Regions from separate parts of the Homo sapiens genome. Here region 2 is linked to region 1. Evidence: chromatin loops called from intact Hi-C (ENCODE). Cell type or tissue: mammary epithelial cell. All regions are shown on one strand.

Region 1 (5,000 bases):
GCTGGATGTGATTCTACGAGCAGAGCAAGACCAGCATGTTCTGTCCTCCAGTTATCACAGCAGTTACTCTGGCAACCTGCAGGCCCTCCCTGAGGTGTCTGACGGCTGAAGCAGGGTCCAGTGGGATGGAATGAAGGATGGGCACCCTGGAAGACAGCCCATGGAGGGGCCCTTTGGGTCCCCTGCTGCCCTGGGCACCTGCGAAGAGAGAAGCTGAGCCACCCTGCCTGAGGCAGTAGGCAGTAAGAGCTGAAGGGAGCAGGAGGTTAGGGCCCAGCGGGAAGTGAGAGCAGTGGGGCCAGCACCAGGGTAAGCTGAATAAAGCTCTCGCCTGAGGCGCAGAATTTAAAGATTTGCCAAAAAACTCAGCAGCCAAGAAATTTAATACTTCCAGCAAATCAAAGCAAAACTGTCCATGATAAACAAGACTGGAGTTAGGGTAAGGCAAGTGAGGCCAATACAAGGCCCGCAAATCCAGTGTTGTATCTTGTCTTTATTAAAGGTTTGATTTTGTTGTATGTGCTTTGCATTCATTTTGATTTAAAAAAATACTATATTGAAATATCATTTATCTTAATTACTGAGCTTGTTCGAGGTCCTTTGAATGTTGCACTTGAGGTCAATGTCTTTCTAGCCTCACCCTAGTCTCAGCCCTGGAGGGGAGGGACAGACTGAGTCAGGAGCAGGAAGGAGCACAGTGCCATTGAAAACGCATCATGCGACAAGGAGCCGGGAGACATGGGTTCCCATCTGTCCCCTTCACAGATTCTCCTCAGTTCTGATAGAATCAGATTCAGATTTCACAAGACTGCAACATGAATATTGCTGCTGGGGAGCACAGGTGCCTAGCATGCACATGGACCCCCTCCATACAGGGTGATAGTGAGTCATAAGGTGGCACCCACCTCCTGCCCTCCGTCAGGTTGTCTGCTAAGGGGAGGAGATGGGAGAAGAAGGGGAGAGGGGAATGGAGGGGGTGGGCAGGGAAGAAGCTGGCAAGTTTGCATGACTGGGAGCAGGAATGGCAGATGAGCTGTAATTGCCTGAAGCTGAGAGAGGCTGTTGATAAATGTTACTAATAATCAACCTTCAGATCTGACACCCAGCTCAGGCTGGGATTACTGTTTTGAATGGAAATTGAACCCAAACCAATAATTACCCTGGTGAGCGATGCCAGTCTTACTCTGGAGCCTGTTTTAGGCAGGGAAATCGCACCTGCATGTCAGTACCAGCCCATGAGGTAGATGATCCAGCAAAGGACTCCCTCCTGGGGTCACACCAAGAGCACAAACTGGCCTGGACTCTGCCAACACAATGGGCCACAGTATCAACAGGAATGCTCACCCTCTTCCTAGAGCTTACAGTGGGTGAGGGACTCCCACCCATCATTGTCAATCTTCAAGCAGAGTCCAGACCTCAGACCCCACTCCCACTGTCCTTCCCCCTTGGGCTTCATGGAAGTCCCTTGTTGACATCATCCCATGCTGTCAGAGCAGGTGCTTAGGGGGAGGGGTGGCTGTCCCCTAAACACAGGTGCAGCCCTCCAATCCTCTGTCTGGGACCCTTGGATAGCCACACGTTGCTGTTAGGCTGGGAGGCTCTTGGAATGGCCTGAGCTGGGGCCAGGTGAGAGGGATGAGGCCACAGTAGGCCCCAGAGCCCATCGCAGCCCTTGCCTCTGGTCCCTGATTGCTCCCAGACAAGGCCGGGTATGCCCCAAAATTCTACCTGGAAACAAACGCCTATTCTCCGGCCCTCCCTGTATCCCTGCGGTGCGTTTCAGCCCGTCTAGAGAACTCCTAGAATGCTGGCAACAGCCAGAACCAGGCCAGAGGGGGAAAGGCTGCAAGACAGCTTCTCTCTGTGAACCAATCCCTCTCCCCAGGATACATTCTGAGCTTGGGTCTTTATCCCTGGCTTCTCCTTCAGGCAGCTTGACACTAAAAATGCATTCACCAGACAAACTATGGTGGGATGAATGACGACAGCAGCACTCTGCTGTTTACACATTACACCCCACCAAACACCTCTGCCATCTCTGCCGTGCCAGGCCCTGGGTTGGGGCAGGTGGCCCCGAGGAGAATAAGACGGTCCCGCTCTCAGGAGTGCCTGGTGGGGAGGAGTATAAGCAGGCAGGTAATTACACTGCAGGCAGTTCCTGAGGGCCCCTTCAGAAGGGGTCAATATGTCCTGAACTACAGAGTCTGAAGAAGTCCATGAGCTGCCTCAGGGGGCAGGCAAAGCTAATCAAGCCTGGTGGGATTCAGAGTGTGTCTGACCACAATCTTCAGGCTGAAACTGGGCGAAAGGCCAGCAAGTGTCAGAAACTCCCGGAGTGCTCAAACTGGGGCGGACACCTAGAGAGTGCCATCTTGTGGCGGCACAGCAGGAATGCAGCTCTGTCTTCGGGCGCCGGAGTTTCCCGGAGTCTCCCGGAGTCCAGGCCCTGAAACGGACCCCTGAACTCAGACGTACAAAAGGGAACCAAGGAAACGGCTTTTGTTCTGTTTGCAAAGGCTTGGGGCTTGGAGGAAGTGGGGCACGATGGGCCCCAGGGTGTGGAAGCGACAGGGAAGCGGGCAGGCGAGGGGCGGTGCCTCTGGAGCTCCCTGTCTCCCAGGTTCCCCCCCAGATCATATTGGCACCCTCTAATTATCTGTTCGGCAGGGTCTCCCTACCACTCTATCGGGACCTCAGCACTGTCACCAGCCAACAGAGGGAGTGACAGAAAGCCCATGCCCAGAACTGGCCTGCTTAGTCTCTCGGGTGACAAAACAGATTTGGGGGCCCAGAGCAGCTGTGCTCATCGGCAGTTAACTCGCCTTGCTCCTGTAGCCTAGGGAGGGGCTCACTGACAACTTGGGGTCAGGCAAAGGTCCTCCCTCAGCCCTCGGCTGTCCTGTTAGATTCTGAAATTGTTGCCCCAGTCATTTCCTCTCTTGCCAGAGGAAGGAATAGTGACCAGATGTGAGGTGAATGGTCCCCAAAGAAATGTTCCCAGGTGTGGAGAGCCTGGCGTGAGCCAGATGTGCGGGAGGTGCAAAGGGAGGAGGGAGGATAGGTGCCCAGGTGTGAGGGAGAGGAAGAGAATGAACACGTGTAGGTTAAAGGGAAGTATGCCCTGGGAGAATATCTCAGGCATCGGCAAAATTTTTTCTTGAAGGGCCAGATCTGAGGTTGTAGTGTGAAAGCAGCCATAGACAACATTTAAGCCGATAGATGTGTCTGTTTTCCAATAAACAGTTTTTTAAAACAGGCTGCTGCCCACTCGCCATGGCTCACTGATCCAATCCAAACTTGCTGCCCACAGGAGTGTCCGTCCATGCTGATCATGGAGGCCACAGTGCAGTAATAACTTCATCCCAACATCTGCCAACAAGTACCAGGTGTTCACCGGCTACGAGCCTACTTCACTGCTGCCTTGTAGGGCGATACTTGGTGGTAGTTGGGGGTGGGGGCGGCACTTGTGGTGTCACAAGGCTATAAAGGGTCAGGACTGGAGTAGGAAAGTCCAGGGTGGGGAGAAGCTTGGCCACTGTGGACCCCCAATCTCACTCCTGCGCTCCCGGCCTTTCCCCAGGCCTTTCCCCAGGCGCTCCCGGCCTTTCCCCAGGCGGGACACTCACCTGCAGTGGGAGGCTCTGTGCAGTCGCGGCTGCTCCCCTTCCTTACCCCAGGGGGTCTCTCTCTGTCCAGCTGCTGCCCCTCCAGCCCCTTCCCGAGCAGGAAACTCCCAGAGCTAGGCAGGGGGATGGGACCGAACTGGCCCAAGGACACGCCGCCAGACAGATGACACCCCGCGGAAGGCGAAGTGGCCCGAGGGGGGCGGGGGAGTAACCCTGCACCGGGACCCAGGGCCCGAGCAGAGGCCAGACTGGAATCGACCCCTGCCCTGCGAGACTGGCCCTGTGGCCCCCAAGCTGTTCCAGGACACGCCGTGGGCCTGCGCCAGCCTCCCTACCCCAGCTCCTGTCCCCTCGCAGGTGCGGCCACTGCCAGCAGATCGCGCATGGCCAGCTCGGACTGGTCCCTGGGCTCTCCAGTTACACTAAAAGTGAGACCAAGGAAGATGGTATCGAGGAGGTGCAGGCTCATCCAACATTGATGCGGCCCCGGATTGCCCCACAGCCCCTCACCTCACGGCAGACCGAGGTCCCCGCTCTCAACTCCCATGGGTTGGGCCTGGCAGGGAGGGAAGGGTCCTCTACCCCACCACAGCTCACTGCCCAGGGTCACACAGGGTCTCTTTGGCTCAGCGACCTAAGCGGAGCTCTAGGCACAGGGGCTCCTGCTTAATCCTTGAGTGCTTTTAGGGCTTTTAGAGCTCACCAGCCTCCCAGAAACTGCCCAGGCAAGGTGCCTGTGAAAGCAGGCCTGTGGCCCCCCATTAAGTGTAATCTTGGGCCCAGGAAAGGGCCAGTGTACCTGACCTCCTTCCACTTCCCAATCCTACCTCTTGACCCCACCAAATGCAGGGCAAAAGAGAGGATCCCCCCAGTCCCACCCCGTTCACACAGTCAATTCCACCATACATACCTGCTTCCATAGAAGCACACACAACTGGGACACATCTACATGGCTGCCCTTGGTGGCAGGCACACCCCTGTGCACACACCCCACCCAGATACACTCTTACTGATGCACACACTCAGATGTGCACACAGACGCCTTCTCTCAGAGCCCAACCCGTCATTGCCTCTGTTGTCTGAACACTTGGTGATGGAGAGGACGAAATAACACCCAAAATGTCAGACTGTGGAAAGAGGGGCTGGTGTCAGGAGACAGTGTCCTTTCGGGACACTGTGGTGTTCCTGGCATGGTATTTAGTTGGTCTGCAGTGTCTAAGGGGGCATGGAGGCAGAGCCAGGCTGGGATTGAATCTTTGTAGAGGAACGTGACCTTGCAAAGAGATAATCCTAGGCTGCTGTTATCCTGGTGCCAGCCCTCCCTGACTCCAAAGCCTCCCCAGATCCAGGGACCGCTTCCCCCGGACCTCAGCT
Region 2 (5,000 bases), 530 kb before region 1:
ATTAGGGAAATGTTCAGGGCCACAGTTTTATGGAACTGTACTTAGTGAAGTATCAAATACTATAATAAATAGCTTTCTTGCTTTTATATTTCCAGATAAACTCAAGCTTTCAAAAAACTTCAAACGTCTAATTTTTGCTGTTATCTTGAAATACATGCTTTAATAGCACCACACTTATTGATGACTTTTAATAGCAGAGCGAATTATGTTACAATATGTCTGATGCTTTCTAGAAGTTGTCTGACCATACTGTGGTATTCATTTTTGTAATTGTTTTTGAGTTGTGGTTTTACATATATAATTCATTATCCACGATTTATGATCCCAGTTACATAAATCAGTTCTTTTTAGTCTCTTGTAGTAAATACATGTAAATGTTATGAATAATACTTTGGAGGAACTTTTATGCCATTTTAATGAGTTCATGTTTACATTGAATAACTGAATTGCAACTTGGAGTGTTCCCAGAATAGAAAATGTGAATTACTAAAATGAATTTGGGTACTTCAGGACTGTGATGGAAGGAACTAAGAACTGTATTTTATTTAGTGATCATATTGTTTTATGATAAAAACAAGCTATTTTTCTCTGGATGGCAATTATTTTGTACTAAGGAAGTACCTTGGAATTATAGACCATCTTTCAATTTTATGCACATTCCTGTAAGCTGAAAATAATTGCTGATTTGGATTTTCCTTGGAAAAAGAGGTGGAGACTATATTATTAACTTTGTAGGGAGGCATTTTTTAGTCATTAGTCAGATATATTGCTGTAGAAGCCGTTGAATATTGTTTTTAAAAGTTCAGAATCTTGTAATATAAGCCCAAAGAATAAGTTAATTATAGAAAAGTGCTACATTGTATGACTCAGATAATCTGAGACTGATGACTAATTTAGTGTGTAGCTAGGTGCTAAATGTAAAAGGAGTTCAAAGCCTGGAAAGACCCACATGGACTGGAGCTGTTAGTTTGTTTTTGGTTTAAAGGATAGAATCTGGTGTTATTCATCATGCCCATATTGGGACAATGAAAAGACTTCCCAGTATTTCCTACAAAAGGTTACCCAGGTGTAGTTATGTGCTTCTGATTTTCCCCGTTCCTCTGTTTATATAGGCATAGCTCATATATTTTGGGAAATGGGAGGAATAGCTGTATTGGTGCTATATTGGTTTGTTATAGCCAATCCCTAAAGAAATGTGTTCCTGTAAAGACTCTTTTGTTTTTCTTTATATTCTCTGAAATTATTATTTGCCTCCAGCCATAATTTCTTGCAGCCACAAATAGTAATAACTAATAATATTATAGCACTGAACTGTGTACCTTACTGTGTTCTAGATATGTTTCATATTTTGACTAATTTGATCTTCATGATAACCCCATGTGGTAGGTAATATTCACTTTTTCATTTTACAGATGGGGAGCCAGATAAACGTTACATAACTAGAAAGTGGCAGAGGTGAGCTCTGAACCAGAGTCTCTACTGTTAACCCTAGTCTATGCTTGAATTGACTTAAGAAGTAAATTTTATTAGTAATGTTTTAAACATTGTTATTATTATTATTATTTTGAGACAGGGTCTCACTCTGTCACCCAGGCTGGAATGCAATGGCTCGATCTTGGATCACTGCAACCTCTACCTCCTGGGCTCAAGCAGTCCTCCCACCTCAGCCTCCCGAGTAGCTGGGACCACAGGCACACACAACCACCCCAGCTAATTTTTTAGTATTTTCAGTAGAGTTGGGGTTTCACCATGTTGCCCAGGCTTGTCTCAAACCCTCCCACAGTGCTAGGATTACAGGCATGAGCCGCCACGCCCAGCCTTAAACATTATTTTAACAATGTCATAGGTTCGACAGTTATAACTGTATTAAAGTCCTGAGAAGCTCACTCAGTAATTTAAAAAATTTCCACTAGAGGTCAGTCTATCACTTGGCAATATAAATATTTGCTGCTTTCTTAGTGCAAAATTTCATTTACTAAATTAAAGAAGTATGCTGTGGAAGAGACTTGGGTAGCAGAATAGATTTTGAATTGGAAACATAATAAAAAGTCATCTTTATAGTAGTAAAAGCATGTATGACTATTACAAGATGCAATATTGGTTCAATTGACTGTTTGCAGAATTTAGTCAAGATATCCTATGAGATGCTATCTGGCACAGGAAAGGCTAATGACCCTGATCTTTAGTTGTTGCCTCTAAATGAACCACACATTAAACATTAGACCAATTTTGTGTTACTAGTACTTCAGATTCTTTTTCTTGACTCATTTAATTTAGTCAAGGACTTAAAATATACCTGGAGAGTAATGAAATAGTGAAAATATTGAGTGTTTACTAAGAGATATTCTGATAATTTTAAGACAATGTGGGTCTAAGATTGTTTAAAAAGTAGCCTAGAGGCTTTTATTTCTCAACTCTCACGTTTTGGAGATAACAAGGAGTTGAATTAAGATGCAGAAACTGAGGGTCTATTTAGAAGCTGCATTTTGAGGTAACTTCTTTGCTTGTAAATGCAGTCATATTTTGGAAGGATAAAATATAATTAATTAACTAGAGTCTTAACTTGGAAGGATTAAATATAGTTGGAGAGTCTAGCATGGTCCTGAGTATAAAGTTATTAATCAGTTGACCAATGATGTTATTTATATGTAAATAATGATTTTGGCTTCTGTAGGTTAAATAAAGCCTTTTAGGCAGCCTTCAAACTAACTGAAACAATCTGACTTGACTTCAGATTTGTCACACTGGAAATGAATGGCAACATGCGGAACAGGCCAGGACAGGGAGGGAAGTTACACAGGAGGGATGGGTCGGCAGAGTTTGTAAGTTTGGATGGGTAATAACTTAACCCAGGGGATTGTTGGTGGAGGAACGAGGGAGTCCTGTAGCTAGAGATAGGCAGAAGCAGACAGGATATTTGGGTTCTAGGTAAGCAAGGTGCATCTAAGACCTAAGAAGTCTTCAGAGGCAGCAGAGACGAACAAATGAACGTGAAGGTGAGAGTTAATGATTTCTAATGGTACCTATCCCTTACTGTGTACTTATTTATGTGCCAGGCACTGTGCTAAGAGCTTTATGTACATTATCTCTTTTTCTCCTTATCATAATCTTGTGAGGTAGGTTCTAATCCCTTTTCACAGACAAGATGACTGAGGCTGAATGAGTTTCAATAACTTGCCTTCAGTCGTAGAACTTGTAAATGGCAGAACTGATATTTGAACTCGGGGCTTATGACTCCGGCTGTGAAACTCTGTTATCGGATGCAGAAGGTATTTCTTTTTTTGCCCCAGTTTTATGCTGCCTGCAATGTAGAGATGGCCATAGGCTTATATCCAATGGGAAATTAACCCCATGGGTAAACCCCAATTACAACAAAAGCAGAGAGTTACAACTTCCAGGGAGATGGGGGTTGGTATTTTTGTTAAAAATGTGAAGTTTTTTAACCTTTGACTATAAATCATGGTGAAAAACCTATATCCTCCATGTAGCGCTGATTAGATGGTGGCGAATCCATCTCCTGTACTTTCACTACTTTGTTATTTTTTTTTCCTCTTTTCTAAAATCCACTAATTATCTTACTAGGTGTTCTCTCTGTTGGCTTGGTTTCTCATAAATGACACTCCCGGAGATGCCCTCTCAAGGGCTTTCTAGAGTCATAATAGGAAGAGTAGTGGGCAAACCTAAAAGGAAGTTTAGGGATCACTAATTTGGTCTGTCAGTGTACTTTTGTCACTTTATTTTTACACCTGCAGGCAGCAGTGCTTCTGAGACCTTTTAGTCCTTTAAAGATAGCTTTGATCCTAGATCTCTTTCTGCTTAGGATATGTTTTTGAAGGGATGAGGACAGAATGTCAGCTTTCTTCTCCTAAAGGCACCGGTTGTTGAATTTCCCCTGTAATCTGGGACTTTCATCATTTCCTCCATGTTGATGGTGGCGCTAGACCTGGGGAATAGCATTTATCTTTTGTTTTTTGACCTAAGTGACAGGTTAATGGTGAAAGGTCCATCAGCTAAGAATGCTTTTAATAAGGCCCTCTTTTTTGTGGTTTAGCCAGGGTCCATCTGTGGTTAACTGCAAAAAGTATTTCCCAAGTTCCTTCAGTCTTTTCTTCTGAAGTTGCTTGAAGGTGATACTTAGGAAGAGTACATTCACATGCTATACAAGGGCAAGCAAATGGAAAGTTCTCTTTCTATATCTTTTTATCTCTTGGGTGAAACTTTGATTTATTTTGACAAAATAATACAGAATTCTTAACCTAGCAGTATAAAGTAACACCAGATTCACAAGGGGCAAACTCTTCTCAGCAGAGCAGGCTCAGCAGAATTGCGTAAGGCCAGAGTGCCTGCTTTCTTCCATAAGGCTTTGGGATTAAATTTATTCATCTCTGTTTTTAATCCATCAATGCCCAAAGTCATCTGTCTCTTCTATTTGCTATTTCATAGAGAAGGAAGCCATTTGATGGGAATTTCCTAAATTCCCTACAACCAAATCTATATACTTACTTCCACCTGTTAGCATCCATCTTCTTCAGATAGCTTTCCAGCTGGCCTGCCTGCTACTTTACACTCTTGATTCTCTTACATCCTGCCCCTAAAGTCATATTTTACAAATAAAAATCTGATTATGCCACTCCGCTCCTGAAAAAGTGTTTATTTGCATGCTTGTAGGATAGAGCCTCAGATCTTTAACATACCTTATGAGGCCCTATAGATATTGCTCCTTGTCTACCTCACCATCTTTGACTGACAGCAATGTAGCTCTTTTTTTTCCCCACAGTTCAGCCATACTGGTCCCTTTTAATTTCCTCAAATCTGCCAGGTTTCTTCCTGGCTCCTCTTTTTGGAATGCATTCCTCACTTTCCCTGGCCAACTGATTGCTGTCCTTCAGGTCACTGCTTGTGTTACTCTTTCTGGGAAATCCCAATATAGTCATACCTCTTGTAATTATTAAGTTAGTGACATTATTTTCCAGGTGTTTTTATTACCAGGAAATTCAGTT

The links. A loop is a pair of places that touch in the nucleus more often than their neighbours do. Peaks named below come from ENCODE experiments on the same cell type or tissue, not always from the same donor. Only the 100,000 strongest peaks of a DNase experiment are listed, where the experiment ranks them.
Region 2: it touches region 1 in a loop (5-fold over the local background); 5 of 110 quality-filtered maps call a loop at or near these places.

The regions. Positions count from the first base shown.
Region 1 is chr11:8,030,720-8,035,719 of GRCh38, reverse strand. LOC124902627 (a long non-coding RNA gene) reads left to right here. Exons shown (of 2, transcript XR_007062581.1): 2 at 1-518. It also overlaps a transcript of TUB not described here. Among named protein-coding and RNA genes, the nearest start is that of CASC23, 17 kb to the right of the region's middle. RefSeq lists an enhancer at 1-45. In mammary epithelial cell, a CTCF peak has its summit at 2,374 (motif pointing left); a DNase peak (open chromatin) is centred at 2,319; H3K27me3 peaks cover 251 bases.
Region 2 is chr11:8,563,706-8,568,705 of GRCh38, reverse strand. All of the region lies in intron 1 of STK33 (serine/threonine kinase 33), which reads left to right. Among named protein-coding and RNA genes, the nearest start is that of STK33, 28 kb to the left of the region's middle. RefSeq lists an enhancer at 1,710-1,789. In mammary epithelial cell, a CTCF peak has its summit at 1,905 (motif pointing right); DNase peaks (open chromatin) are centred at 935 and 1,845; H3K27ac peaks cover 366 bases.